3 separate regions of the Homo sapiens genome follow, and regions 2 and 3 are each linked to region 1. A link is an interaction called in ENCODE POLR2A ChIA-PET data of the cell type or tissue named here. Cell type or tissue: GM12878. All regions are shown on one strand. Links, peaks and the distances in the headings refer to the core of each region. The heading gives the core; the rest is flanking DNA. Region 1 has its middle 22 kb from the start of KIF1B. Region 2 overlaps KIF1B (kinesin family member 1B). Region 3 has its middle 7.8 kb from the start of PGD.

Region 1 (10,318 bases), core at 2,938-5,437:
GGGGCAGGGAGAAAAGGCTGAGCTGCAGTGATTTCAATGAGAGGCTGTGTGGTCACAGGCAAGTAACATAACCTCTCTGAATTTTGGTTTCTTCATCTGTAGAGTGAGTATCTACCACAAGGTTCTCGGGATTATTAGATGGAGGGTGTTTGTTTGTTTGTTTGTTTTGAGATGGAGTCTCACTCTGTCACCCAAGCTATAGTGCAGTGGCGTCATCTTGGCTCACTGCAACCTCTGCCTCCCGGGTTCAAGTGATTCTCCTGCCTCAGCCTCCTAGGTAGCTGGGATTACAGGCGCGTGCCACCATGCCTGGCTAATTTTTGTATTTTTAGTAGAGATGGGGTTTCACCATGTTGGGCAGGCTGGTGTCGAACTCCTGACCTCAAGTGATCTACCCACCTCAGCCTCCCAAAGTGGTGGGGATTATAGGCATGAGCCTCTAAGCCCGGCCAGATGGAGTTGTAATCTACACCACTGAAGTGGAGAGGCCAGAACAGAGAAGGAAGCAGATGGAACTGAGAAACCACATAGAGACTGAGAGATCCTGAGGAGAAAGAGGCATTTGGGTTCTGGGAGAGGAGGTGGTGGCAGCTTGGAAAAGAATGGGTGCAGCTCTGGGCGGAAGGGAAGCTGGGAGAGGCGGACGTGTCTTCTGCCTGCCCCCATCACCCTATAATCCTGCACCTGTCAAAAGCAACCCAGGGTGCAGGAGGAGTTCCAGGGAGGCACAGATGTCTGACTGTGTTGACAGGAGCGGAGAGATGGCTGACATCAATAGATAGGCTGACGCAAAGTGTCCCCCTTCTCTCCATTCCCTAAGGACCAGCTGATTAAAACAAATGTAAGGCCAGGAGTGGTGGCTCACACCTGTAAACCCAGCACTTTGGGAGGCCAAGGCGGGAAAATCACTTGAGTCCAGGAGTTGGAGACTAGCCTGGGCAACGTAGTGAAACCCTGTCTCTACAAAAAAATACAAAAATGAGGCCGGGCACGGTGGCTTACGCCTGTAATCCCAGCACTTTGGAAGGCCAAGAAGGGTGGATCACCTGAGGTCAGGAGTTCAAGACCAGCCTGGCCAACATGGTGAAACCCCATCCCTACTAAAAATACAAAATTAGTTGAGTGTGGTGGCACAAGCCTGTAGTCCCAGCTACTCGGGAGGCTGAGACAGGAGAATCACTTGAACCCGGGAGGTGGAGGATGCAGTGAGCTGAGATTGCACCATTGCATTCCAGCCTGGGTGAGACAGAGCAAGACTGTCTCAAAAAAAAAAAAAAATTAGCTAGGCATGATGGCGTGTGTCTGTGGTCCCAGCTACTCAGGGGGCTGAAGTGGGAAGATCACTTGAGCTCTAGAGGTCAAGGCTGCAGTGAACCGTGATTGTGCCACTGCACACCAGCCTGGGCAACAGAGTGAGACGCTGTCTCAAAAATAAATAAAATAAAACAAAATAAATGTAAAAGACTCTTGGAAAAGAGCAGTGCTGGAGGAGAGACACAGGAAGGTTTCTTGAACGGCAGGGTGACGTGTGGGGACGGCACATGGGGAATTATGGCCTACAATTTAATGCCACAAACTCTGTCCACCTCCAGCTCACCAGGCGTGTCCACACACACGCTCACCAGGAGGGCACAGCTTAGGGCCTGAGCCTTGACCTTGCTCAGTACACACTGCTGTTGCCATCCAGGTGGGTTGTAACACCCAGGGGATTAGCAGCCCCAGGAAAATAACCAGACATCTGAGGAGCAAATGGCCAGAAATTGGAGACAATAAACTGAGCAGTTTATATCAGGGGAAGCAGAATGAATGGACTGGACACAACAGAAGTTTTAAATAAGCATAATAAATATCTTCAAAGAGATAAGAGATGCTATTAGTAACAAGTAATAGAATAAGCCTTTTTTTTTTTTTTTTGATACGGAGTTTTGCTCTTTCACCCAGGCTGGAATGCAGTGGCGCTATCTCGGTTCCCTGTAAGCTTCGCCTCCCGGGTTCACGCCATTCTCCTACCTCAGCCTCCCGAGTAGCTGGGACTACAGGCGCCTGCCACTACGCCCGGCTAATTTTTTGTAATTTTAGTAGAGACGGGGTTTCACCATGTTAGCCAGGATGGTCTCGATCTCCTGACCTTGTGATCCACCCGCCCTGGCCTCCCAAAGTGCTGAGATTACAGGCATGAGCCACCACACCCAGCCTGGGTGACAGAGTCTTACTCTGTCACCCAGGCTGGAGTGCAATGGCGCAATCTCAGCTCACTGCAACCTCCACTTCCCAAGTTCAAGCAATTCTCTTGCCTCAGCCTCTGGAGTAGCTAGGATTACAGGCGTGCACCACCACACCCTGCAAATTTTTGTGTTTTTAGTAGAGACGGGGTTTAACCATGTTGGCCAGGCTGGTCTCGAACTCCTGCCCTCATGTGATCCGCCTGCCTCTGCCTCCCAAAGTGCTGGGATTACAGGCATGAGCCACTGTGCCTCACATATAATAATTTACCGAATTGTACATCTATGTTTCATTCATTTTGCTGACTAAGTGTTGAAATAGCTTGGATATTTGTCCCTGCCGAAACCTCATATTGAAATGTAATCTCCAGTGTTGGAGGTGAGGCTTGGTGGGAGGTGTTTGGGCCATGGAGGGATCCCTCGTGGCTTGGTGCCATCTCTACTTGTGATAGTGAGTGAGTTCTTACCAGATCTGGTTGTTTTAAGAGTAAGTGGCGCCTCTCCGCACCTTGCTCCTGCTGTTTCTCTGTGAAGTGTCTGCTCCCCCTTTACCTCCCACCATGAGTAAAAGCTCCCCGAGGGCTCCCCAAACACCAAGCAGACACCGGTGCCACCCTTGTACAGCCTGCAGAACCATGAGCCAATTCAATCTCTTTTCTTTATAAATCACCCAGCCTCATATATTCCTTTACACTGCAGAGGTGTCCAATCTTTTGGCTTTCCTGGACCACATTGGAAGAAGAAGAATTGTCTTGGGCCACACATAAAATACACTAACACTAACGATAGCTGATGAGCTAAAAAAAAAAAAAAAAATCGCAAAAAAAATCTCATAATGTTTTAAGGAAGTTCATGAATTTACGCTGGGCCACATTCAGAGCTGTCCTGGGCTGCCTGCAGCCCACGGGCCCCAGGTTGGACAAGCTTGCTTTATAGCAATGCGAGAATGGCCTAACATAGGTGTTATACTTTATTTATTATTATTATTATTATAATTATTATTATTTGAGATGGAGTCTTGCTCTATCACCAGGCTGGAGTGCAATGGCGCGATCTCAGCTCACTGCAACCTCCGCCTCCTGGGTTCAAGCGATTCTCCTGCCTCAGCCTCCTGAGTAGCTGGGACTACAGGCGCACGCCACCATGCCCAGCTAATTTTTGTATTTTTAGTAGAGATGGGGTTTCACCATGTTGGCCAGGATGGTCTCGATCACTTGACCTCGTGATCTGCCTGCTTCGGCCTCTGAAAGTGCTAGGATTACAGGTGTGAGCCACTGCTCCCAGCCAGGTGTTACACTTTATAATAAAAAGATGGGGCCCAAAGATAAACAACAACAAAACAAACAAACAAACAACAACAACAACAAAACAAAGAAAAGGTGGGCCAGGCACAAGGGCTCACACCTATAATCCTAGCACTTTGGGAGGCCGAGGCAGGAGGATTGCTTGAGCCCAGGAGTTTGAGACCAGAGTGGGCAACATAGTGAAACTCCATCTCCACAAAAAATACAAAAAATTAGCCAGGCGTGGTGGTGCACACCTGTAGTGCCAGCTACTCAGGAGGCTGAGGTGGGAGGATCGCTGGAGCCTGGGAAGTTGAGGCTGCAGTGATCTGTGATCATGCCACTGCACTCCAGCCTGGGCAACAGAGTGAGACCCTGTCTCTAAATAAATAAATAAATAAATAAATAAATAAAATAATTAAAATAAAACTGACTAGGAAGTAAGTTCTAGAATAATACAAACAAAAACCTAAAAAACACGAGAGAAAGGGCAGAAAAGCACATACAGAAGGATAGATAGTTTACAAAGGGAGAAACCTGTGTGGCTAGTTCTAGTTTCTAAGACAGCTGCAACAAGACCTCCAGTCCTCCGTGCTATTCTTGAAACATGGCATTGAGACTCCTCCCTACTGAGAGGTGGGGTCTGTGTTTCCTCTCCTGGAAACCGAGCATGCCTGTGGCCACAGCAGAAGTGATACCATAAGACCTCTGGGCTGCTGGGCCATAGAAACCCAGCTTCTGCCTGGTCTTCTCAGGGTGCTAGCTCTCGGAACCTAGCTCCAGAGAGGGCACACCTGGGTGTGCCAGCCAACAGCCAGATGTGAGTGAGGAAGCCCTAAGGGTGACTCTAGCCTCAGCCACCATCTGACGGTAACAGTGTAAGATCCCTGAGTGAGAACAGCCCAGTGAGCTCAGTCAACCCCAAAACCATGATAGACATTAACAATTTCTTTTTTTTTTTGAGACGGAGTCTGTCGCCCAGGCTGGAGTGCAGTGGTGTGATCTCGGCTCACTGCAACCTCTGCCTCCTGGGTTTAAGCGATTCTCCCGCCTCAGCCTCCCAAGTAGCTGGGGTTACAGGCACCCACCATCATGCCTGGCTAATTTTTGTACTTTTTGTAGAAACGGGGTTTTACCATGTTGGCCAGGCTGGTCTTGAACACCTGACCTCAGGTGATCTGCCCGCCTCGGCCTCCCAAAGCAAAGTGCTGGGATTATAGGGGTGAGCCACTGCACCCAGCCCATGATAGATATTAATAGATTCTGTTTTAAGCCACTAGATTTGGGCGATTAAGATTTAGGTCTTTGGAAGTGGGTGCTGTTGAAACAAAGTATAATGCATGTGGCATTGGCTTTGGGATGGAGTTAGTAGGCAGAGGATAAAAATGTATTGAGAACACCGTTAGTGAGGCTTATAGGAAAGTGAGTAAATACTGTTGGAAACTGCAGGAAAGGGGACCTCTGTTACTTAGAGGTGGAGATTTTGTCAACACCGTTGTCTGCGGTGACTTGGAAAGGAGAAAATCTGCCAAGTGAACTCAATGATCTATGTCAGGAGATGTGAAGGCAGAATAATGAAATACCATTTGGCTTCTTTCATTGCCTGTAGAAAAATGTGAGATGAACTGGCAAAAAAAAAAAAAAATTTAAAAAATTAAGAAATGGCTTCTGGTCAGAAATCAAAAACAGTGCACTTTCGGGACGATATCTAAAGATGGGGTAAAAAATGTGACCGCAGGCCGGGTGCGGTGGCTCACGCCTGTAATCTCAGGACTTTGGGAGCCTGAGGCAGGGGGATCACCTGAGGTCAGCAGTTCGAGACCAGTCTGGCCTACATGGTGAAACCCCGTCTCTACTAAAAATACAAAAATTAGCTGGGAGTGGTGGCTCATACCTGTAGTCCCAGCTTCTCGGGAGGCTGAGGCAAGAGAATCACTTGAACCTGGGAGGCGGAGGTTGCAGTGAGCTGAGATCACGCCACTGCACTCCAGCCTGGTGACAGAGTGAGACTCAGTCTCAAAAAAAAAAAAAAAAAAAGCCTGACTTCAGAATCCTTTATTAAGACCTCAGAAAGATTTAAGAGTTACACAAGTAATCCAAAATAGAGAAAAGTTTATCCAGAAGAGACTTGTAGCTGCGGCTTTTGCCTAACAGAGCAAACTCCAGCAAGATTCATAGAAAACCCACAACATTTTAAGGTAATTGGTCTGGTCAAACTGCCTCCAGCTTAAATGAAAAGGGACAGGACAGAGAAAGTACAACATCAAAAGAGACTTTTAAACCCCTATATATATATAATATTATAATATTTATTATATAATAATGCATTATATAATATATATTATATATTATATAATAATGTATTATATAATATATAATATATATGTATTATATAATATATAATATATATGTTATTATATAATATATAATATATATGTTATTATATAATATATAATATATATAATTATATAATATATAATATATATAATTATATAAATTATATAATATATAGTATTATATATAATTATATAATATATAGTATTATATATATAATTATATAATATATATTATATATAATTATATAATATATAATATTATATATATAATTATATAATATATTATATATAATTATATAATATATAATATTATATATATAATTATATAATATATATTATATATTATTATATAATATATAATATTATATATATAATTATATAATATCTAATATATCATTCTATAATATATATTATATATTATTATATAATATATATTATATATATTATATATTATATAATATAATGTATATTATTATATAATATATATTATATATTATTATATAATATATATTATATATTATTAAATAATATGTATTATATATATTATTATATATTATATAATATATATTATTATATAATATATTATATATTATAATATAATATATATTATATATTATTATATAATATATATTATATATATTATTATAATATATAATATTATATAATATTATATTATATATATATTTTTTTTGAGATGGAGTCTTGCTCTGTCACCCAGTCTGGAGTGCAGTGGCTCCATCTCAGCTCACTGCAACCTCCGCCTCCCAGGTTCAAGCAATTCTCTGCCTCACCCTCCTGAGTAGCTGGGATTACAGGTGCCTACCACCACACCTGGCTAATTTTTTATATTTTTAGTAGAAACGGGGGTTTTACCATCTTGGCTAGGCTGCTCTTGAACTCCTGACTTTGTGATCCACCCACCTCGGCCTCCCAAAGTGCTGGGATTATAGGCGTGAGCCACCGCACCCGGCGTTACTGCAACATATGTATATATTTTTTTAATAAGCAGGAAATGTACTGAGAAGGCTTAATTGCAAGCTCAGTTTTTGTTTTTTGTTTTATGGAAAAGGAAGAAAAGATTCAGAGGACAAAAAGAGCCAAGAGGGTGGAGCTGAGAGGCTTGGTGAACAATTCCTGGGCTGTAGGACTGAGCCCTGAACAAGGAACTGGTGACATATGCCTGGTTGGATCTCAGAATTATTAATACTATGGACCAGTGACTCCTGTGGGGTACCATTTTCCACCTTTTTGAACAGGATCATCCAGAATGGTTTTCCCATGCCTGTCCCATCATTGCATGCATGGTGTGTGTGCACATGTTGTGTGTGCATGTGGTGTGTGTGTGCACGTGTGTGTCTATGTGGTGTGTGGTGTATGTGTGCACGTGGTGTGTGTGTGTGTGCATGTGTGTGTAGGTAACTTGTATCTTTCATTAACAGATCTTTAAATCCGTAAGATTAACACTCAAGGAACTACGTTCAAAGAATCCCATCTGAGAAGCCTCATCTGCAGCTGGACTTGATTTCAATGATGAGATGCTGGACTTGAAGCGGATGCCCTGATGGGATGCGGTTTGGGAATCTCACGGGAAGGAAATAAGGCATCATTTTGCAGATATGAAGAATGTAAATTGTTGCCAGAGGAGGAACGTGGCAAATGTTATTTGCAAGATGGTCAGAACGACGTCTCCCATCCCAGAAGCTCTTCTCACAGAGTGACGTTGACCTCCCTCCCAGCATGAGGCGGGTTCTGCATTTCTTCCCCTTCAATCCAGGCAGGCTTGTGACTGCTGCTGAAGTGACACTATGTGACTTCCAAGCCTAGGCTGTAAAAGGGCAATACACAGCTTCTGTCTGGTCCTCTTGGAAGCTTGCTCTTGGATCTTCCAGAACTGTGGGGGATAAAATCACTGTTATTGAACCAAGCCACTCCATTTTGGGGTGATTTTGTTATGCAGCAATAAATAACTGATACAACTAGAGTAACAAATATATGAAGAGATTAATTCATTCAACACATATATTTGCCAGGCACACTTATAGGTGCCAAGGATACAGAAAAAAATCTCTGCCCCCCCCCACCCCGGGCTTACATTCTAGTGGGGGGAAGTGGACTGTAAAGTACATAATAGATATAGCATGTTAGATAGTGATAAATGCCAAGGAGAAAATGCAAAGAAAGGGAATAGCAAGGGATACCAAGGTTAGGTGAATAAATTACATTTTTAAATAGGGTGGACAGGGAAGGACTCACCAAGGTGATATTTGAGTAAAGATCTAAAGCAAATAAGGGAGTGACTGACCCATATGTATATCTGTGGGAAGAGGATTCTTCATAGAGGAAGTAGTCTAGTGCCCTAGCAGGGGTGGAGAGCAATGAGGCCAGAATGGCTGAGTTTTTGGAGTAAGGGGAGTGTTGTAGGAGATGAGATCAGAGAGAATGCGAGGTGAGCGTTTTGCCTTCCAGGTTATTGTAAGGATTTCTTTCTTTCTTTTTTTTTTTTTTTTGAGATGGAGTCTCAGTCTGTCACCCAGGCTGGAGTGTGGTGGCTAGATCATAGCCCCTTGCATTTGCTGGAGCTTCTGCTCCAGCAGCCTTGAATTTCTGGGCTCAGGCGATCCTCCCACCTCGATCTCTGGAAGTGCTGGGACTACAGGCGTGCAACACCACACCTGGCTTTAGGGTTTTTTTTCCAGCCCCTTTCTTTCTTTTTTCTTTTTTTTTTTTTTGAGACGCAATTTTTGCTCTTTTTTTGCCCACGCTGAAGTTCAATGGCACACAATCTCGGGTCACTGCAACCTCTGCCTCCCAGGTTCAAGCAATTCTGCCTCAGCCTCCCAAGTAGCTGGGACTTGTACAGGCACGCATCACCATGCTTGGCTAATTTTGTATTTTTAGTAGAGACTGGGTTTCACCATGTTGACCAGGCTGGTCTCGAACTCCTGACCTCACGTGATCTGCCCATCTCGGCCTCCCAAAGTGTTGGGATTACAGGCGTGAGTCACCGCACCCAGCATCTTTTTCTTGAGATAGGGTCCCCACTTTGTCACCCAGGTTGGAGTACAGTGGTGTAATCTCGGCTCACTGCAGCCTCAACTTCCTGGACTCAAGCAATCCTCCTGCCAAAGCCCCTGAGTAGCTGGGTCCACAGGTGCATGCCACCACGCCTAGCTATAGTTGTTTTTTTTTTGGTTTTTTTTTTTTTTTTTTTTGAGACAGAGTGTCACTCTGTCACCCAGGCTGGAGTACAGTGGCACAATCTTGGCTCACTGCAATCTCCGCCTCCTGGGTTCAAGCGATTCTCTTGCCTCAGCCTTCTGAGTAGCTGGGATTATAGGCGTACACCACCACATCCAGCTGATTTTTGTATTTTTAATAGAGACGGGGTTTCACCATGTTGGCCAGGCTGGTCTCAAACTCTTGACCTCAGGTGATCCGCCCACCTCAGCCTCCCAAAGTGCTGGGATTACAGGTGTGAGCCACCACGCCCAGCCAAAGTTTTAACAAGATCATCCTACCTGCTTTTCTGAGAAAGGAGGTTAAGGGGAGAGGCAGGAGGACCAGTGATGCTGTTGGAATAATCCAGGAGAGAGCCAGCAGCAGCAACTCAAACCAAAGTGACAGGAGGGGACCTGGGGAGTAGTCGTCGAGTTCTGGGATACATTTTGTAGGTAGAACAGAGGGATTTTTTTGTTTGTTTAGACAGAGTCTCACTTTGTAGCCCAGGCTGGAGTACAGTGGCCCGATCTCAGCTCACTGCAACCTCCGCCTCCCGGGTTCAAGTGATTCTTGTGCCTCAGCCTCCCAAGCAGCTGGGATTACAGAAGCCCGCCACCATGCCCAGCTAATTTTTGTATTTTTAGTAGAGACGGGGTTTCACCATGTTGGCCAGGCTGGTCTCGAACTCCTGCCCTCAGGTGATCCACCCACCTTGGTCTCCCAAAGTGCTAGGATTGCAGGCGTGAGCCACTGCACCCAGCTGAGCAGAGAGATTTGTGGACAGATTGGACATAGGAGGAGAGCACAACAGCGGAGTCAAGGATGACTCGAAGGTTTGTGGCCTGAGCGACTTGGAAGGATGGAGTTGTCATTTACTGTGATGAGGAGACTAAGAGGAGCGGGCGTGGGGTGAAATGTACAGAGTTCAGGTTGGGATATGTTAAGTCTGAGGACCTTTTAGTCATCTGAGATGGCCAGTGTGTACAGTACAGGAGAGAAGTGGAGGTTTGAGATATACATCTGGGGTCAACGTGAGTGGCTAGTAACGAATGAAAGCTGTGATATTGAAGTTATCTAATTGTTTAAAATGGGGGTTAGGTCTAGAGCTGATCTCAAGGCCAAAGTCCCTTCCAAAATGCTATGCTGCTTCTCCTTGGGCATTCTGAGCTATTCTGAACTTCTAGCATTCTGGAACTCTGCCATACAGCAGGAGTCGGGAAGAGATGAGGCTGGAAAGGCCAGATGGCCTAGATTCATG
Region 2 (10,318 bases), core at 3,385-5,884, 110 kb before region 1:
TCGAGACCAGCCTGACCAACGTGGTGAAACCCTGTCTCTACTAAAAATACAAAAGTTAGCCAGGCATGGTGGCATGCACCTGTAGTCCCAGCTACCCAGGAGGCTGAGACAGGAGAATTGCTTGAACCCAGGAGGCAGAGGTTGCAGTGAGCTGAGATTGTGCCACTGCACTGCAGCCTGGGCGACAGAGCAAGACTATCACAAAACAACAATAACAAAAACAAAAAACAAAGTAATATGGGCCATACCAAGAGCTCACAAAAGCATGGCACTAGTTACTTATTTAGTAAGAGACTCAATTAAGCAATTTTATTCATACAGAGTTATTCTCTAGGATAAGCATTTGCTCAGAAATGCATCATGGGACATACATGGCAGTCAATAAAACCTTGGTTAATTTCTTCCTGGTCATCTGTGAAATTAAGGGATATTTTAGCTATCTAAATATTTCAGCAACATGAGGACACCTGGGATTAACAGATGAAGCACAAATATAAACCCAATTCTTTGGAATATCACTGTGGACATAGTCCTTACCACAATCCACAGCTGTAAATGAATATATTATACAACTCTTCATTCTACAGTATTACCTAATCACCAGTGGAGAGTAACTCATTCACTCCCATGAAAAGACCACTGTAAGAATGAAAATATATGGACCTACCCTATGTTATCTCAAGTTAGGGAAATGAGAGCCCATTTTTGCTACAGAGTTGAAACCTGAATAATATAATAAATATTACCTTTTTTTTTTTTTTTTTTTTTTTTTTTAAAGACAGGTTCTCACTCTGTTGTCCTGGCTGCAGTGCACTGGCTATTCATAGGCAAGATCCCATTACTGATCAGCCTGGGAGTTTTGGCCTGCTCCATTTCCAACCTGGGCTGGGTTCACCCGTCCTGATGCAAGTTTGTGGTTTCCTGCTTCAGGGACATCACCATATTGATGCCAAACTTACACCCAACTGGCATAGTGTACCACAGCCCAGAACTCCTGGGCTCTAGGGATCCTCCTGCTTCAGCCTCCTAAGTAGCTGGGGCTGTACGCATGTGCCACCAAACCTAGCAATTATTATTTTTAATCTTAGAAAATAAATTGTGTATAGAAAGGAATAGTTAGCACATTTATGTCTAAAGAGGAATAAAAAAGGACAACTGGGTTTACACAAAATGCATTGAAGTGACTGATTTGAAGCAGCCTATCAAGTACATTCAAACCAAATGGCACAGGAGATTGTCATCTCAGTAACTCAACCCATTACAGACATCATTTACCCATGTCTAATCTGCTATAAAACCTCAGTTGAAGACTTCAACTGTTCTAGCTATGAAAGCAAAAATATCTCTCAAAGCTTCTCTTTTTAAGGGGAAAAAAACATTAATTGGAAGCAACTTTCTGAGCATTAAGAAAGTATTTTCTTAGAGGCAAAGAAAAAATACTATGATTAAAAATAATGTGTTCTAATAAAGCATAGTGCCCACACGCAAAGGAAAAAAAAACATAATCACAATCTTTAAGGCTTCCTTGAATGCTAACTGCTATCTTGGCTGTAGTTTTTCACACCGTTTGGAAGACAAGTGTTTGATAGATGATTTCATGTGACTTAGGAATCTTCCAAAACATGAAGTCAGGCAATTTCGGACATCTCTGGCTCTTCACACTGCCTCTTAGAAAACTTTTTGACAAACTCAAGAGATGAGGAACGATGTAGAAAATAATTCTTTTCTTCCCATTAAAATCCATCTTTCTTAGTGGATTCTCCAGTGAGGCAAACTGAGACCACAACCAAATAAAATGAGGTATTGATACAATAAATCATCATCAGGACTTCGCCTTCCTTGTTTGAGTGTCTACAAGCATTACTAATGCTAACCAAAGAATAGTTTATTATGTATCATCTCCTTTATTCCAAGCCCAACCAAAGTTAACTTTTATTTCACTATTTCATCAACTATTGGAAAAAAGCAGCACCACAGAGCCATATGCTGTAGCTTTGTCCCCCATGTCTGTCCCACCTCTTCCCTCTCAAGCCAAATAACCTCCTTACAAGCTACACAAGTTTTTTGTTGGTATTTCTGTTGGCATGATTTTGGTGAATAGTTCACTTTGTGTGCATGTGTGTCAAATGATACATTGAACTTCAAAATGCAAACCACAAACAGAATCCCAGACACAGTGCCAATTTATAGATTCTGATATGACAAATTTCATACATATTCTGATACATTCAAAAGAAAAAACCATTATATGAGTTTTTTGTAAAATACAGAATAAAAGAAGACGTGGAAGTTGTGTGGAAGATGCAAAGCTATGTATTGCAAGATATGTTTGAAGACCTTTAGTTTTGGCTTACGAAAATTCTAATCATATTTAAAGAAGGGAACAGACGTGGATGAGAAATCCAAAGCTGTGCCCACCCAGTTGCATGTTATTATTTTTAAACCAATTTCTAACATTTATGAATAACAGACATTTAATTCTGCTTATCAAATTCTCCTTTTGAATGTCTGCATAAACTAAGAGGCAGGTCTTTCTGGATGTCAGATTAATTTATAGGCATTATAAAAACATAACAAACTTACATCAAGATGGGACAAGTCTGTGTAAGTAAGTATATTAATTAGGCACTAAAAAAGGAGGAACGTTTCAGAAAAAGGAGTTCTTGATGCTTTATCCAAAATTTCAGAAACTGCCCATTTATGGTATACAAGCAAAAGGGAGGTGTTGAAACTTTTACCAGTGTTTTGTCTTAACAATATAAAACCAGTTAATATTTATAATGTAAATAATAAGAACTCAAGGCCAAAGGTAGAACCAAATCAAATCATGAGCTAACACTGTCTGTTTCTTCCACCATGATTTCAAGTTTGTCCAGTAACTGATTTATACTGTGGTTTCTCGACCAGCTTTGAGATTGGGTGCTGAGAACTGTCTCCTCATCCGCGGAGGTGTCACAAACTGGCTACAGTGGCTGGGTTTGTCAGTCTGCTTCTGATAGGAAGTGGCTGCATTGCCCTCTAACTGACCTCCAGTGTTATAATTACAGTAAGACTGACGGTGTTGATGAATATGGCGCTTTGCCTGGAAAGTCTGTACATCAGCAGTGGGGTGACCACTGTGGGAGTTTAATGACTCCGCGGAGGCAGATGCCTGGCAGCGCGTACTTTTCGGCTGGCCATTATTGAGAGAATTGCTTCTCCAACGTAGTTGAGGTGGCTGTTGCTGATTATTAATGTGCTGCTTGCTAACTTGGATGTGATCTTGACTTCTCATTCCTTGAGAGCCCCATGGAAACTGGGGATCCTTAAAAGCTCCTTTACCCCCTTTTTCTTGGCTCTCTTCTTTATTCCCTTTCCTTGCTTCATCGTCTTTTGGAATCCTAAGCTCTATAACCTCATCTTCTGTTATGATGATATGTGTCCCAGGACTCCAAGAGTTTCTGTGTTTAGGGTTGCTCTTAAAGGGGAAGCGGGGCTTCCGGTTCTCAGGAGGGATGAACCTATGAGGTACATTCTGCCGACGAAGCTGCTTTGTTATCTCCTGCTGTTGCAAGTTCTTAAACCGAATTTGCTCTTGCCTCATCCAGCGCAGACGTCCACGTCTAAAAGCTGGATCCCCATTCATCAGCTGGGAAACACGTTCTTCTTTTGCAAGTTCTCCATTGTCTCCTTTACTTACATTATTCTCAGAGGTGCTACTAACACCAGCACCAACAGGCTCCTTTGCTTTGTGGCTTCCTGGGCTTTTCTGTTCCTGAGATCCGATCAGTGGCAAGACTTTTTCCATTTTGAGCATTTTATTTCTTAAGACTTTTATCTCCTCGTCTTTCATGTTATTTTGCTTTTTGACTTCTTGCAAAATATCTTCCAGCTTGTCTATATGAACCTTGAGGTCATCTACATCAGTGCTGCCTTTCCCAGTGGCCATGACGTCTTCGATCTTCTCATCCCCAACACCGACGGTATCCCAGACGTCCCTGGCCACTGCCCTCCAGGAGTCCCGCTCATTGGGGTCTTTCTTGCCATACATGGCACAAAGCTCCTTCATCTTGACAATGGCCAGGGCTTCAATCTCCTGCCGACTGTGCCTGAAGTCATTGAGAGCAACCTCATAGCAAATCTCTTTGACAGCCTGAATTTTAAGATCTGAGATTGTGACCCACTTGGAATCTTTACTCAAGCGCCTTCTTTGGGGTATCTGATACATTTTAATTGGTTCACGTTTCTTCCCACTGCTTGGGAGGCCACATTTTTTAACAATGGTTTGCAACTTGCTGGGAGGTAGCTTTTCTCTCAGAGAAGTAATCAGTTTCCAGCTCTCTTCACACGACCTCTTGTCAGAATCGTCCCCGCTATCAGAATCCGCGTCCTTTGGAAAAACAAAATCAAAAAATGGCCCCAAAATAACCAAAATTAAAATGTAAAAAAGGAAAATTAAATCGAAGAAAAAGCAAGCAAAAAAGCCTTAACCAAATTTAAAAATAAGACCAAAAAAACTAAAAAACAAAACAAAACCAAAAAAAACCCCTCAATAATGTGGAAGTCTATTAAGACATACGCCTATGTACATTTCTATCAATATAAAGATTTGCTTATTTGGCATCCCTAATCCAAATTTCCACTTTCTGGCTTAAGTGATGAAATTTGCCACCAAATTTCTTAGGAGAATTGACAACAGGGATGAGTATGTCACCCTATGGTCATACAAAATTATTCAAATGGCGTGACTTAACGACCTCACTATTCGAAGAAAATGAAGTAAAACCTAGGCCCCACACATCATGCTAACAACCCATGCAGACACTTCCCCACATTTGCCTTGGTTATTGCTGTTGCTTCTTCCAGAATCTCTTTCCCCCATGAGTGAGCACAGATGCCATACAAAGATGTGACGAGCAGGCGGATTAACAAAGGTTAGTAAGGCTGTAGGACGCCAGGTTTTGTTTAGCTTTACTAAAAAGAGCAGCCCTAGAAAAAAGTTAGAAGATGAGAATGTAGAAAAAGAAGCAGTCAAACAGGGATGATGTTAAAAATGCTAAGAATCCCTATGAGCAGACCATGTCAGTTCTTAGTCAACCAAATGTTTTCTTCTGTAAGACAAGAGGGTTTGGAAATCATCTTTCCATGAGCAGAGGATTTGCTATTTTTTGTCATGTTAAATGTATCCATTTCCGTCGTACGATTAAAGTGTGTTATCTGGATAACAAGAAAGCTTTTTTTTTAAAGGATCCTCATAGTGGGTGTGTTTTGTCTTGTTTTTCACACACACAAATCAATAAAGACCTCACCTCCAAAATTTTGAGAAATAAATTACCCGAACAAAAATAAAGCTGGGCAAATATACTTCCACTGAATATAATTTAAAATTCCCCAAGTCACATTTTAATAAGTACAACTTAGAGATATTTTCTATCTAGAAAACCCAGGACATTTTTAGCTATTTGAGGAATATCACTTTAAGTGACAACTCTTCCAATAAACACATAAAACAGAAAGATCATACTCTGGTTACATAAAATTGATCCACTTTAAAAGGTATGTTTAACTCTGTCTTTCCAGCTGTCTTTGCACCATTGCCTCTTTTTCAGAAAACCTTACTTAGCCCTAAAACAGCAGCCTGACTTCACAACAATGTAATTTCAAGGGCTGTATAGATAATAAGCAATCGCTCTTAACTAATACAAGCAAATCTTGATAACATGGATCTCTGGGAAAGCAATGTTGGATTTAGAATTCCAAATAGTAAGTGGGATTAGAAAGAATTTCTATTCGGGAGATAAAAGTTGCTGGGAAAAGAAAATACTCAGCTGCTCTGCCTATGAAGTAGCCATTCTTTATTGCTTTACTTTCTTTCTTTGTTTCTTTTTTTTTTGAGACAGAATCTTGCTCTGTCGCCCAGGCTGGAGTGCCCGATCTCGGCTCACTGCAACCTCCACCTCTTGGGTTCAAGTAATTCTCCTGCCTCAGCCTCCCGAGTAGCTGGGACTACAGGCACCTGCCACCACGCCTACCTAATTTTTGCATTTTTGGTAGAGATGGGGTTTCACCATGTTGGCCCGGCTGGTCTTGAACTCCTGACTTCAGGTGATCCACCCACCTTGGCCTCCCAAAGTGCTGGGATTACAGGGGTGAGCCACCGCACCCAGCCTATTCCTTTATTTTCTTAATAAACATGCTTTCACTTAAAAAAAAAATACTCAACTCACAGATGAGTAGTTCAGGGCAGTCTAGTAAATGAAAATAGTTACTAACAGTCAATCTTTTATTCACTGTGGTTACCAAAAATATCTCTAGAAGAGTTTGTTTGCTTGAAACTGATAAATAGTACCTTGCCTCCTAGACCAAAGTTTGTTGTTTTTGTTTGTTTCTTTGTTTGCTTTGTTTTTTGAGACAGGGACCCAAACTGGTCTCAAACACTTGCGCTCAAGTGATCTTCCTGCCTTAGCCGGGACTACAGGCACACATCATCACACCTGACAAAACCAAAGATTTGCCTGTATAGTCACTTTCTAAGGAACAAAAAAGTAACTTTCCACAATAATAATAATAATTTGGCCTCTGAATTTAAAAATCTTGCCACTGATTTGTATTATTTCTATTGACCTACAAATGAGTACTAAGCCCATTTATAACTCCCACCTATTTGATAACTTACCAACAAAAGTTTGCTAAATTTACACAGACTCTACATTAATTTTTCTTTTCATTTTTAGTTTTTAAAATCATAATGGCTAATTTTAAGTGATAAATATGACATTCATAAATATTAGAGAAAAAACTATGTCTGACTCCTGAAGAGGATTTTTTGCAAATATGTATAAACTGAATTTTACAGAACATAAACAAATTATCTTTGATTCTTTCCCACATAACCAACAACTATCACTTTTTTTCTGGCTGTTTTTCTTTTCCTCTTCAAATTGCTTAAGGATGAAATGAATATTACCTAATTCAGGAAATGACAAGTATTCTAAGAATTGTTTTAATATCATGCTTAAGAGACAAAAGTTATCTTTAAACTCTAAAATAAAATATAAATAAGTCTATATAAATCCAAAAGAACTCAACTCAAGTAAAATCTAGCAGCTGTCATTTTCTTTCTTTTTAAAATACTGCCATTTTGACTCTGTAGAGTATGTCCTCTTTAAAGTTCAAATGTATCACCCTGTCACATATTGATGGTGATACTAAAAACTGTATGCAAAGTTTATGTGATATAAATCCTATCTCCATGTCAAAAAAAGAATTTTTTATATTTATCTATATTATTATTATTATTATTATTATTATTATTTGACACTGAGTCTAGCTTTATCACCCAGGCTTGAGTGCAGTTGCGCGATCTTGGCTCACTGCAACCTCCGCCTGCTAGGTTTAAGCAATTCTCCTGCCTCAGCCTCCCAAGCAGCTGGGATTACAGGTGCCCACCAAGACGTCCTGCTAATTTTTGTATTTTCAGTAGAGATGGGGTTTCACTATGTTGGCCAGGCTGGTCTCGAACTCCTGACCTCAAGTGATCTGCCAGCCCTGGCCTCCCAAAGTGCTGGGATTACAGGCGTGAGCCACCGCGCCTGGCCAGATTTTTAAAATATTTAGATTCATTTATTAAGGAGTTGGAAAAGCTACTGAGGTCTGGTCAATTCACATGTCACAAAATGATCCTTCGGCTTTCATTAAATGCCAAATGCAAAGTAGGCCTCCTAAAGAGACTCTGCAAGGAACTTATGCAAATAAGAAGAGAGAAGATCCCAAAACTGTGTGTAAAAAGCAAGCACAGAAAGGACCAGGGTATCCTAGAGCACTAACTGAAGAAAATACTCAGCACCCTAACAATGTGATGCATTTGGGAACTATCAGAATAGAAAACTCATGAGCCTGAATTCCATTGTTTAATGCTGACATTATGCAAAAAGTGATTACATATGGTAAATATTAAATAAATATTTACTGATTAATAATTCCTTTGTATTCTCTCAATGTTTATTCACAGGGTGCATTAGAAATACATCTGTTAATTGACCAATACAGGGTAATATATAAAGACATTTTCCATTCAGTATTACTACTGGTAGATATTCTTCAGGCTGAAGTGTTAGAAATCAGTTCCTCCCTTAAGTCAAGAAATGAAAGTGGAACAGACAGACCTTTGAGAGGAAAGCAACTTCCTTGCTTTAAGAAGCTGCTCTTGAAATCCTGGCTTGCTTTCAGATACACAGAGCAAACAACAACCAGAATCTGATTATCTGCAGGGTATGTACATTCCCTAGAAACTAAATACGTCTTAGACATTCACTTTCTCTTTATTTAGTGGCCATCTTTATTTTAGGGCACAGAATGATCACCAACTCTTGGTTATGGATAGCACCAGGCATCCTTATTCTGCCGTGCTTAGTTATTCTTTTTTTTTGTTTGTCTTGTTTTGTTTTGTTTTTGTGGTTTTTGTTTCTTTTTTTTTTTTTTTAAATATGGAACGCTTCACGAATTTGCGTGTCATCCTTGCGCAGGGGCCATGCTAATCTTCTCTGTATCGTTCCAATTTTAGTATATGTGCTGCCGAAGCGAGCACCGTGCTTAGTTATTCTAAGTGAGGTCCCAGGATCCACCTGCCTAGGCTTCCCAAAGTGCTGGGATTACAGGCGTGACCCACCGCGCCCAGCCAAGTTTTGGTTTCCTCAACTGGAGGTAATATTACATATTTTACTTATACATATGCATAAGTAAACAAAGAGGGTTGTTTTGAGGGTCAAATAAATTGATGGATGTTAACGCTCTCTGTAAATTATAAAGCACTATACAAATACAAGGCATTATTGTTAATAATAGAGCTTAATTACACCTGTCCTCATTTGATCTCTCACAGACCATCAGAGGCATGTTATTAGAATGTACTACATTATTAAGATAAAAGACATCTTCTTGTGTCACAAACCTTTCAAGCCACTAATCACATTGTAGCTAGTTCTTTCCGTTTTCATTAAAAACTTAATGCTAAAAAGGCCTCCTAAAGAGCCTCTGTTGGTAACACTGCTATTATCTTGCCCCAAACCCTTGATTTATTCTTACAATCCATTCTTTTTAGGGCTTTACTATAATTTACAAGATAACAAACTAACTGGTTTAATCCATGCCCATGCCTGAGAACTGAGGTATTCTGGAAAAGGTTGCTTGTGCTCAAGTCCTTCACGTTTCTGGCCCACTTAGCACTAAGCCCCTTCTTCTCCAAAGCACAGAGCATGACTAGAAGGCTGTAGTTTACATGCTGTATTTTATACTAAGGAAAGAAGCCAGTGCTTGAACTTTCTCCCTAATGCCCCCTTACCTTAAAAGAAAGATACAACTGAATCTTAAAAAATGAGAACTTCCTAAACTGCATCCACAGTATCCAAAGGTTAGTTATACTTTATTCTTACATATCAAATGAATGCTGAGAAGGTTCTTATAACCACAGCTTTGTTAACCAAAATTGGTTGTTTGGTTGGCTTTAAAAATGAAAATCTAACTAATGGATCAACTTATTTATTCATGAGATTCAGTTTCTATCAAATCTGGGAAATCAATTACCATTATAAAACGCTGAAGCCATTAGTATTGTATCAATAGCTGGGACCTTAAACAGACTTTCCAGCTGCTCACTCAAATCCTCCTTCCCTCAAAGGAAGCAAGCCTTCTGTCCTGTCCGGGCTGGGTATGCAGCCTTTGCTCCCACCGCTACCACACATGCCACTGAGAACCTGATTGAGAATTCAGACTCCATGCAGGGGATAAGGAAAGGAGTAACACATGCAACTGTGCAGCAACACTTTTAGACACAGTTTAACTTAAAAAAAAAAAGTCTGCCCAGCGTAAGAACAATCCCAAAGTCAGCCCAAGAGCAGAGAATTAGTACTATCAAGTGATCAGAAACAAAACCAAGGCAAACTCTCACCAAATTCAATATTCAGAGTAATTATCATTTAAAGAACCACCACTGAAGCAAATTCCAAAACCACTATCAAGAGGCAAAGGCTACCAGAAAAGCTCTATTTCCTTAAAAAGTATTTGGTTGTAACAGAAGTTAAGATTTGGCTTTAAGACATAAAAAGCCCAAAAGAGTACCTCTGTGGACTATTTTTTCAGGCTAAGGCTACCGGGAGATTTAAGTTCATTCTCCATTAAGGAAATTAAAGAATAGTGCTTGGTATCATTGAGACAGAAGCAATTTGGGTGAGTACTGCTCTGTGGAACAGGGAAAGTATGGGAACAAGCTGCCCTTTTCCCAACAGTTTAGCAGATTCAGGACTCCTACCAGTCTCTGCTGCTCCAAAAGAAGATCTGCTTC
Region 3 (10,318 bases), core at 4,170-6,669, 200 kb before region 1:
AACCCGTCGTGGTGGCACATGCCTGTAATCCCAGCTACTCAGGAGGCTGAGGCAGGAGAATTGCTTGAACCCGGGAGGTGGAGGGCTCTACTAAAAATAGAAAAACTGAGGTGGGAGGATCACCTGAACCTGGGGAGGTCAAGGCTGCAGGGAGCCATAATTGTGCCTGCACTCCAGGTCTCGCCCTGTCGCCCAGGCTGGAGTGCAGTGGCGTGATCTCGGCTCACTGCAACCTCTGCCTCCTGGGTTCAAGAAATTGTCCTGCCTCAGCCTCCCAAGTAGCCAGGACTACAGGTGCACGCCACCACGCCCAGCTAATTTTTTGTATTTTAGTAGAGACAGGGTTTCACTGCATTGTCCAGGCTGGTCTTGAATCCCTGAGCTCAGGGAATCTCCCCCCTCAGCTTCTCAAAGTGCTAGGATTACAGGCATGGGCCACCACACCCGGCCGATATAAAACTTTTAACAAAACCCCAGACTTTATTCCAATGACAATTTTTCTGCTGGGCATGGCGGTTCACGCCTGTAATCCCAGCATTTTGGGAGGCTGAGGTGGGAGAATCACTTGAGCCCAGGAGTTGGAGACCAGCCTGAGCAACATAGTGAGACCCCCATCTCTACTTAAAAAAACAAAAATTAAAAATAAGACTAGCCAGGTGTGGTGGTGCATGCCTGTAGTCCCAGCTACTCGAGAGGGTTAGGTGGAAAGACTGCTTGAGGCTGGGACATTGAGGCTGCAATGAGTCATGATGGTACCACTGCACTCCAGCCTGAGTGACAGAGCCAAAACCCTGTCTCAAAAAAAAAAAAGAAAAAAAAAAAAGGCCAAGCACGGTGGTCCACACCTGCACTTATAGTCCCAGCACTTTGGAAGGCCGAGGCAGGAGTATCACTTGAGCCCAGGGTTGGAGAACAGCCTGGGCAACATGGCGGAAACCCATCTCTACCAAAAAAAAAAAATTCAAAAATTATGGCCGGGCACAGTGGCCCATGGCTGTAATCCCAGCATTTTAGGAGGCCAAGGCAGGCAGATCACTTGAGCCTAGGAGTTCAAGACCAGTCTGGCCAAACTGGCAAAACCCCATCTCTACTAAAAATCCCAGCTACTCAGGAGGCTGAGGCAGGAGAATTGCTTGAACCTGGGAGGTGCCACTGCACTCCAGCCTGGGCAATAGGGTGAGACTCAGTCTCAAAAAAAAAAAAGTGTCATTTACAATAACATCAAAAGAATAAAATATTTGGAATAAGATATTGAATTTAATAAAATAAGTCCAAAGCCTATACACTCAAAACCACAAAACATTGCTGAAGCAAATTACAGATCTAAATAAGACATTGTAACATGTTAACGGATTTGCAAGACTCAATATCACACTGGCATGATCTCGGCTCACTACAGGCTCCACCTCCCAGGTTTAAGCGATTCTCCTGCCTAAGGCTCCTGAGTAGCTGGGATTACAGGCAAGTGCCACCACATCCAGCTAATTTTTTTTTTTTTTTTTTTTTTTTTAGTAGAGACAGCATTTCATTATGTTGGCTAGGCTGGTCTCGAACTCCTCACCTCAAGTGATCTGCCTGCCTCGGCCTCCCAAAGTGCGGGGATTACAGGCGTTGAGCCACTGTACTGGGCCTATCATGGATTTTCAATTGTATATTTTTCCTTTCAATTCTGTTTTTGAGACTAATGTTAGCAGTGTATATATTTATAATGGCTAAATCTTCATAATGTATTGATATAGCCATTATCATCATAAAATGTTCCTTTATGTTTCTAATATTAATACTACTATTAAAGTCTATGCTGAGTTAAATGTATGCAGGAAGAACTTGGGGAAAAAGGCCATGTTGACTGTTGTTCATATAGCTATTCCTGCTCTCTTGTGATTCTTGATTGCATGGTATATCTTTTCACTTTCACTCTATTATTTGTGTCTTTGAATCTAAAGGATCTCTTGTAGATAGCATATAGTTGAATCTTGCTTTTTTATACAGTTTTACAGTCTGTGCCCTTTGGAATATTTAGTCCATTCATGTTTAATGTAATTGTTGATATGGTTGAATATATGGATGACATTTTAATACTTGTTTTCTATATTTCTCATCTTTGTTGTCCCTTTGTTTCTCTTTAATTCTTTTTTGAGATGGAGTCTCACTCTGTCGCCCAGGCTGGAGTGCAGTGGCACCATCTCAGTTCACTGCAACCTCCACCTCACGGGTTAAAGCAATTCTCCTGTTTTAAGCCTGCCAAGTAGCTGGGATTACAGGCATGCCACCATGACTGGCTAATTTTTGCATTTTTAGTAGAGACAGGGTTTCACCATGTTGGCCAGGCTGGTCTTGAGCTCCTGACCTCAGGTGATCTGCCTGCCTCGGCCTCCCCAAGTGCTGGAATTACTGGCGTGAGCCACCACGCCTGGCTTCTTTAACTCCTTTTTCTGTGTTACATTTGTGTATGTGTATGTATGTATTATCCTGATCCCAAAGTTGAAGGGTTTTTTCCTTTTAGTTATATGTTTGAGTTACTTTCTGTGTGGTTGTCTAGGGATTGCAGTATGTAGCTTTAACTTATTACAGTATATTTCAGCTCAATACTGAAAATTCTGGTAAAATACAGTAACTTTACTACCCTTCCCTTGCTCTTCCTTTGTGTTATATATATATCTTTATATGTTATAAACCCAGCAATGTGTTATAACTGGTTTAAACAACCTTGTTTTTTAAAAAATTAAAAAAGAGAGAAAAATATAAAGTATAAAAGAGAAATATAGGGAGGCCGAGGTGGGCAGATCACGAGGTCAGGAGATCGAGACCATCCCGGCTAACTTGGTGAAACCCCGACTCTACTAAAAATACAAAAAATTAGCTGGGTGTGGTGGCGTGCACCTGTAGTCCCAGCTACTCAGGAGGCTGAGGAAGGAGAATTGCTTGAACCCGGGAGGCGGAGGCTTCAGTGAGCCGGGATTGTGCCACTGCACTCCAGTCTGAGCAACAGACCAAGACACTGTCTCAAAAAAAAAAAAAAAAAAAGAGAAATATATAGTGTTTTACATTTAGCTGCCTTCATCATTCTAGTGCTCCATGCCTTCTGGTGAATTCAAGATATTGTTCTAGTGTCCTTTTCTTTTAGGCTGAAGGACTTCCTTTAGTACTTCTTTTTTTTTTTTTTTTGGAGACAGAATTTTGCTCTTGTCAACCATGCTGGAGTGCAGTGGCTCAATCTCGGCTCACCACAACCTCTGCCTCCCAGGTTCAAGCGATTCTTCTGCCACAGCCTCCCAAGTAGCTGGGATTACAGGCATGTGCCATCATGCCTGGCTAATTTTGTATTTTTAGTAGAGATGGGGTTTCTCCATGTTGGTCAGGCTGGTCTCGAACTTCCGACCTCAGGTGATCTGCCTGCCTTGGCCTCAGAAAGTGCTGAGATTACAGGAGTGAGCCACCACACCCGGCCCCTTTAGTACCTCTTTTAGGAGAGGTCTGCTAGCAATAATTCTCTTATTCTCCCTTTTTAAAAATCTCAGAATGTCTTTATTTCACCTTTTTCTTGGGACAGGGTCTTGGTCTGTCACCCAGTCTGGAGTGCTGTGGTTTGAACATAGCTTACTGTACCCCCAACCTCCTGGGCTCAAGCAGTTCTCCCACTTCAGCCTCCCAAGTAGCTAGGACCGCAGGTGGGTGCCACCATGTCTGGCTAATTTTTAAAATTTTTCTGTAGAGGCTGGTCTGGTCCTCCTGGGCGCAAGCAATCCTGCTTCAGACTCCCACAGTGCTGGGAGTACAGGTGTGAGCCACCGCACCCGGCCTCACCTTCACTTTTGAAGGCTAGTTTTGCTGTATATAAAATTATTGGGTGATTGTTTTTTCCTTTCAGCACTTTGAATATCCATTGCAGTGGCTTTAGCCTTTACTGTTTCTGATGAGCAGTTAAGCATTTTTTTTTTTTTTTTTTTTTTTTCAGAGACAGGGTGTTGCTCTGTTGCCCAGGCTGGGGTGCAGTGGCACAATCACAGTTCACGGCAACCTTGACCTCCTGGGCTCAAGCAATCCCACCTCAGCCCCCAAAATGAGTGGGACTACAGGTTCACGCCACCATGCCTGGCTAATTTTTGTATTTTTAATAGAGATGGAGTTTCACCATGTTGGCCATGGCTGGTCTCAAACTCCTGATCTCAAGTGATCTGCCCACCTTGGCCTCCCAAAGTGCTAGGATTACAGGTGTGAGCCACCACACCCAGCCCAGATTTTTGTTTCTTTTCTTTTTCCTTTTTTTTTTTGACACAGGGACTCGCTCTGTTGTCCAGCCTGAAGTGCAGTGGCTCACTGCAGTCTTGAACTCCTGGGCTCAAGCAATCCTCCCATCTCAGCCTCCCAAGTTGTTGGGACTACAGGTGCACACCACCGTGTCTGGCCTTTTTTTTTTTTTTTTTTTTTTTTAAGAGACAAGACGAGATCTCTCTCTGTTGCCCAGGCTGGTCTCAAACTCCTGGACTTAAATAATCCTCCCACCTTGGCGTCCCAAAGTGCTAGGATTACAGGTTGAGCTACTGCACCCAGATTTTTTTTATTCTTTAGGTTTTAGCTTGACTTCCTGATGGTTGCCTTGTGTCTCCATAACTTAGTGGCCAAAGATCTGGGAAGAGGTTGTGCTCAAACACCTTGGCTGTGCTCAGATATTTAGGCCTATCTGGGTGGGTTGGCGGTGCATTCAGGGATCACCTACTTCTTAAATCTCCCTTGGCTTTTTTTTTTTTTTTTTTTTGAGACAGAATTTTGCTCTTGCTCCCCAGGCTGGAGTGCAGTGGTGGGATCTTGGCTCACTGCAACCTCTGCCTCCTGGGTTCAAGCGATTCTCCTACCTCAGCCTCCCAAGTAGCTGGGATTACAGGCACCTGCTACCATGCCTGGCTAATTCTTTGTATTTTTAGTAGAGACGGGGTTTCACCATGTTGGCCAGGCTGGTCTTGAACTCCTGACCTCAGGTGATCCACCCGCCTCTGCCTCCCAGAGTGCTGGGATTACAGCGTGAGCCCACCACAACCAGCCTCCCTTGACTTTTAACATTTTTCTTTTTCTTTTTTTTTTTTTTGAGATGGAGTTTCACTCTGTCACCCAGGCTGGAGTGCAATGATGCAATCTCAGCTCACTGCAACCTCCGCCTCCTGGGTTCAAGCGATTCTCCTGCCTCATCCTCCCAAGTAGCTGGGATTACAGGCATGCACCACCACGCCTGGCTAATTTTTGTATTTTCAGTAGAGACGGGGTTTTGCTGTGTTAGCCAGGCTAGTCTTGAACTCCTGACCTCAGGTGATCTGCCTACCTTGGCCTCCCAAAGTGCTGGGATTACAGGTGTGAGCCATGGTGCCCAGCTCTCCCTTGGCTTTTAATTTCTATGGGCTTTCTGAAGTCTCATCTGTGTACGTGTCTGGTTTTCCAGCCAGCGAGTGATGTGCTGAGGTCCTGTCTAATCCTTTTGTGGCATTCTCATTTCCAGAGTCTCCTAGATTTCTAGCTAGTCTGCTACTTGAGATCTCAGGCTAGTAAGCTGTGGGTTTCTTTCTCAAGAAACGGCTTTCTCAAGCCGTTTATTTCTCAAGAACTTTGCCACTTTTAGCTGATAAAAAAGTACACTTCTTGAGGCCGGGTGCGGTGGCTCACGCCTGTAATCCCAGCACTTTGGGAGGCTGAGGAGGGCGGATCACAAGGTCAGGAGTTTGAGACCAGCCTGACCAAAATGGTGAAACCCCGTCTCTACTAAAAATTGAAAAATTAGCCAGGTATGGTGGCAGGCGCCTGTAGTCCCAGCTACTCGGGAGGCTGAGGCAGGAGAATGGCGTGAACCCGGGAAGCGGAGCTTGCAGTGAGCTGAGATCGCGCCACTGCACTCCATCCTGGGCGACAGAGTGAGACTCCATTTAAAAAAAAAAAAAAAAAAAAAAAGGTACACTTCTCGGCCCGGGTCAGTGGCTCACACCTGTAAACCCAGCACTTTGGGAGGCCGATTTAGGAGGCCGAGGTGGAGGATCACCTGAGGTCGGGAGTTTGAGACCAGCCTGACCAACAAGGAGAAACCCCATCTCTACTAAAAATAAAAAATTAGCCGCAGTGGTGCATGCCTGTAATCCCAGCTACTGGGGAGGCTGAGGCAAAAGAATTGCTTGAACCTGGGAGGCAGATGTTGCAGTGAGCCGAGATCGTGCCACTGCACTCCAGCCTGGGCAACAAGAGCAAAACTCCGTCTCAAAAAAAAAAAAGTTCTAGCACTTTTTTTTTCTTTATCTTTTTCTTTTCTTTTGATACTAAGTTTCGCTCTTGTTGCCCAGTCTGGAGGGCAGTGGTGCTATCTTGGCTCACCGCAACCTCCGCCTCCCAGGTTCAAGCGATTCTCCTGTCTCAGCCTCCCAAGTTGCTGGGATTACAGGCATGAGCCACCATGCCTGGCTAATTTTTTTGTATTTTTCGTAGAGACATGGGTTTCACCAGGTTGGTCAGGCTGGTCTCGAACTCCTGACCTCAGGTGATCCACCTGCCTAGGCGTCCCAAAGTGCAGGGATTACAGGCGTGAGCCACTCTTTTTCTTTTTATTATTCATTATTATTTTTTGTAGAGACAGGGTCTTGCTTGGTTGCATAGGCTGGCCTTGAACTCCTGGCCTCCAGCCAACTTCCCACCTTTGCTTCCCAAAGTGTTGGGAGATTACAGGTGCAAGCTACCGTGCCCAGCCAGTTTTTTCTCAAGAATAAATGCTTCTTAATTTGCCTGCCTTTGGTTGATGTCCAGAACCTTGAAATGTTTTTGGTATATATTTTTTCCAATTTTATGCTTTTTTATTTTTGTAGAGTGCATTCCCTATTCTCTTCACGCTGCAGCAGCCAGCAGTCCCTCCACAGCACTGTCCTTGTCCTTTTGTCTGTGGTTAAGGCCTTCCTCCAGAGTCCGCCAGAAAGTAGTCAGGGTCTGTGGGCTTTTACTGAAGGCCCTGACCACAGGGCATGCTGCAATAATAGATCCTGTGCTGGGTGCTGCCTCTGCTGGCATTTCTCTTTCACAGGCTGGATTTGGGACCTCAGCCTTACAGGAAATAAGGAGACTGAGGATCAGAAAATGTGGAGAGAAGCCTCAATAGAAAGGACACACAGGCTCACACCTGTAACTCCAGCACTTTGTGAGGCCGAGGCGGGTGGATCACCTGAGGTCAAGAGTTTGAGACCACCAACATGGCAAAACCCCGTCTCTACTAAAAATACAAAAAATTAGCCAGGCGTGTTGGTGGGCGCCTGTAATCCCAGCTACTCGGGAGGCTGAGGCAGGAGAATCACTTGAACCCAGGAGGCAGAGGTTGCAGTGAGCCGAGATCACGCAACTACACTCCAGCCTGGACCACAAGAGTGAAACTCGTCTCAAAAAAAACCCCCCCAAAATTAGCTGGGCGTGGTGGTGCATCCTGTAGTCCCAGCTACTTAGGAGGCTGAGGCCTAAGAATTGCTTGAACCCAGTGGTAAGGGTGGGGGACAGAGGTTGCAGTGAGCCAAGATCATGCCATTGCACTCCAGCCTGGGCAACAGAATGATGCTCTGTCTCAAAAAAAGGACAAAAGGACTGAGAGCCTCCTCAAACTCCTGCCTTGCTCCAGAGGCTCACAGCAGTCCTCAGGCTGCTTGACGACAGGGATGCCACTGCCTGCCTGTCCTGCTTCCTTCCCAGGGTGGGCACAGCAAAATGAGCTAATGTCCATGAAAGTTCCTTTTAAACTTAAGACTGCTCCACAATTTTCATATTTATTAATATTCTCTAACGTGACAAACTCAGCTCAGGGAAGTTGAACTTCCCAGCTAGTTAGTGGCGGAGGTGAACTTTAACCCAAGTCTACTTACTAGGGCCAAGCCCAGCATTCTTTCCCAATAGGGTTAGCAGGACATAATCATGTATACTCACAGTGACTGTGTTCCCAATGAACCTGGGTATGTCTGCATTTTAGAGATGTTTCATTGACTTTCAACGGAAAGCTGGATTTTGGAGAACAAACAGTACTTGCAGAAATTTCACAAGTAGAACTTCACACAATGGCTCCCTTAAAAGAACCTTGGTGACAGGCATCCTTTTCAACTTTGTTGCAGCTGCTTCCTCTTTCTATGGGGCTCAGTTACAAGGAAAGCCTACCATCAGACTTTCTTGCAGGAACAAATTGATTGCTTTAGTCTGAGATTTAGCAAGGGAGAAATTATGCTGAGTCAATGTGAATAATTTAACCAAGTTACTACTGAAGAGATTTTATGCAAACATATTGCATAAAATCAATATGTATCTAATCATATAGTCATGTTTTCCCTTCTAATAATGTTACATGCTACACAAACTTTCCATTTCCATGTTAAGGTTCTAATCAGCAGTAAAAAATACTGCTTCTCAGAATTGCTGGAAAACTACAGTAAGCTGGCTTGGGAGAGCAGGACTGGAACAAAGGCAAGTCTCCCCCTGGGGATGAACAGAATCAAGCCAGGGCGCGCTAGAGCTGTGTCAGGCTGACTTAGCTTTTTAGTTGTTAGAAACTCAAGTGCTTGGCTTAAAATGCTTAAGAAAGTCAACCCACATTATTATCCACCAGAAAAACTTTCTGGCTTGCCCTAACTCCCCAAATCCCAAATCAAAGCATGAGCACAAGTTCTACAAGAACAGCCCTCTATGCAAACCTCCCAGGGTGGAATCCTAGTTTGATTTACGTAAGAGGGTGTGTAAAGCAACATACCAGTAAGGGCAGATTTGAAAATCCCAGCTCTGACACTCACTCAACTAAATAATTCTCGTAGCTGAACTCAAACTGAACTCAAATGACCTGAATATATTTTAGGTGGAAAGAGTACTTTTTTTTTTTTTGAGACGTGGTCTTGCCCTGTTGCCTGGGCTAGGCTGGAACTCCTGGGCTCAGAGGAGCTTGCATGAAATGATGCCTTTCATTTACAGGCACATGCCACTATGCCCAGCTCCTTTTTTTTTTTTTTTTTTTTTTTGAGACAGGGTCTTGCTTTGTTACCCAGGCGCCAGTGGCACCATCATAGCTCACTGCAGTCTCAAACTCCTGGGCTCAAGGGATCCTCCCATCTCAGCTTCCTGAGTAGCTGAGGCTACAGGTGTGTACCACCATGCCCAGTTAATTGTTTTTATTTTTTGTAGAAATGGGGGCTCACTAAGTTGCCCAGGCTGGTTTTGAGCTCTGGCTTCAAGTGATCCTCCTGCCACGGCCTCTCAAAGTGCTGGGATTACAGGTGTAAGCCACCATGCCTGCTCCCCCCGCCTTTTTTTTTTTTTTTTTTTTTTTTTAAAGAAACAGGTTCTTGCTTTGTTGCCCATGCTGGCCTTGAACTGCTGGACTCAAGCAATCATTCCACGTTAGCTTCCAGAGTAGCAGAAGGAGCAATTCTGAAAAAGCCCAGAGGCTATATATTCTCACCCCAGAGGAGTATGCTTGTGATGTGCTCAGAATAGCTAAAATGGTCTGTGCAGGGACAAGAGTTCCTAAGGGAAAGTGGAATATCTCCCCATCCAACCGCAAGTGGAATAACAAGAAGAACCAGATAGAAAAGCAGCGCACGAGCCCGGGCCAGGCGCAGTGGCCCACACCTGTAATCCCAGCACTTTGGGAGGCCGAGGTGGGCAGATCACAAGGTCAGGAGATCAAGACCATCCTGGCTAACACGGTGAAACCCTGTCTCTACTAAGAAATACAAAAAATTAGCCAGGCGTGGTGGCGGGCGCCTGTAGTCCCAGCTACTCAGGAAGCTGAGGCAGGAGAATGGCGTGAACCCAGGAGGCGGAGCTTGCAGTGAGCCGAGATTGTGCCACTGCACTCCAGCCTGGGCGACGGAGCAAGACTCCGTCTCAAAACAACAACAACAAAAGAAAAGCAGCGCACCAGACTCATGCATGCTTCCATGGGTCACCTGACTTCCCAAACTATCAGCTTTGCAAGAGACATGGGGATTTACTAAGCGTGCAACCCTAGTGAGGATTCAATCCTACATGCTCCTGGGTGAGGTCTAGTTGAGGGCACAACCAGCATAATATGCACTGATTCGGGGATGATCTCCCATTTTAAACTGCAAGTCCAGTTTCAGGAAGACGTGGCCTGACATAAGCCCTAGAGCTGACATTAACTAACTTTTTTTTTTTTTTTTTTTTTGAGACAAAAATCTCGCTCTGTAGCCCAGGCTGGAGTGCAATGGTGTGATCCCGGCTCACCGCAACCTCTGCCTCCCGGGTTCAAGTGATTCTCCAGCCTCAGCCTCCCGAGTAGCTGGGATTACAGGTACCCACCACCATGCCC

What was found. Peaks named below come from ENCODE experiments on the same cell type or tissue, not always from the same donor. Only the 100,000 strongest peaks of a DNase experiment are listed, where the experiment ranks them.
Region 2: POLR2A ChIA-PET joins it to region 1 with 7 read pairs; 4 of 35 experiments call an interaction of 5 or more read pairs at or near these places.
Region 3: POLR2A ChIA-PET joins it to region 1 with 6 read pairs; 3 of 35 experiments call an interaction of 5 or more read pairs at or near these places.

The regions. Positions count from the first base shown.
Region 1 is chr1:10,183,792-10,194,109 of GRCh38, reverse strand. No RefSeq gene overlaps it. Among named protein-coding and RNA genes, the nearest start is that of KIF1B, 22 kb to the left of the region's middle. RefSeq lists an enhancer at 4,422-4,471. In GM12878, for the core only: no CTCF peak of the experiment used is centred there; a DNase peak (open chromatin) is centred at 4,289; H3K27ac peaks cover 487 bases.
Region 2 is chr1:10,297,214-10,307,531 of GRCh38, reverse strand. It overlaps KIF1B (kinesin family member 1B), which reads right to left. Exons shown (of 49, transcript NM_001365951.3): 22 at 10,286-10,318. It also overlaps the pseudogene RNU6-37P and the pseudogene RN7SL731P. Among named protein-coding and RNA genes, the nearest start is that of KIF1B, 92 kb to the right of the region's middle. RefSeq lists an enhancer at 1-83. In GM12878, for the core only: no CTCF peak of the experiment used is centred there; no DNase peak of the experiment used is centred there.
Region 3 is chr1:10,386,123-10,396,440 of GRCh38, reverse strand. No RefSeq gene overlaps it. Among named protein-coding and RNA genes, the nearest start is that of PGD, 7.8 kb to the left of the region's middle. RefSeq lists an enhancer at 8,005-8,184. In GM12878, for the core only: no CTCF peak of the experiment used is centred there; no DNase peak of the experiment used is centred there.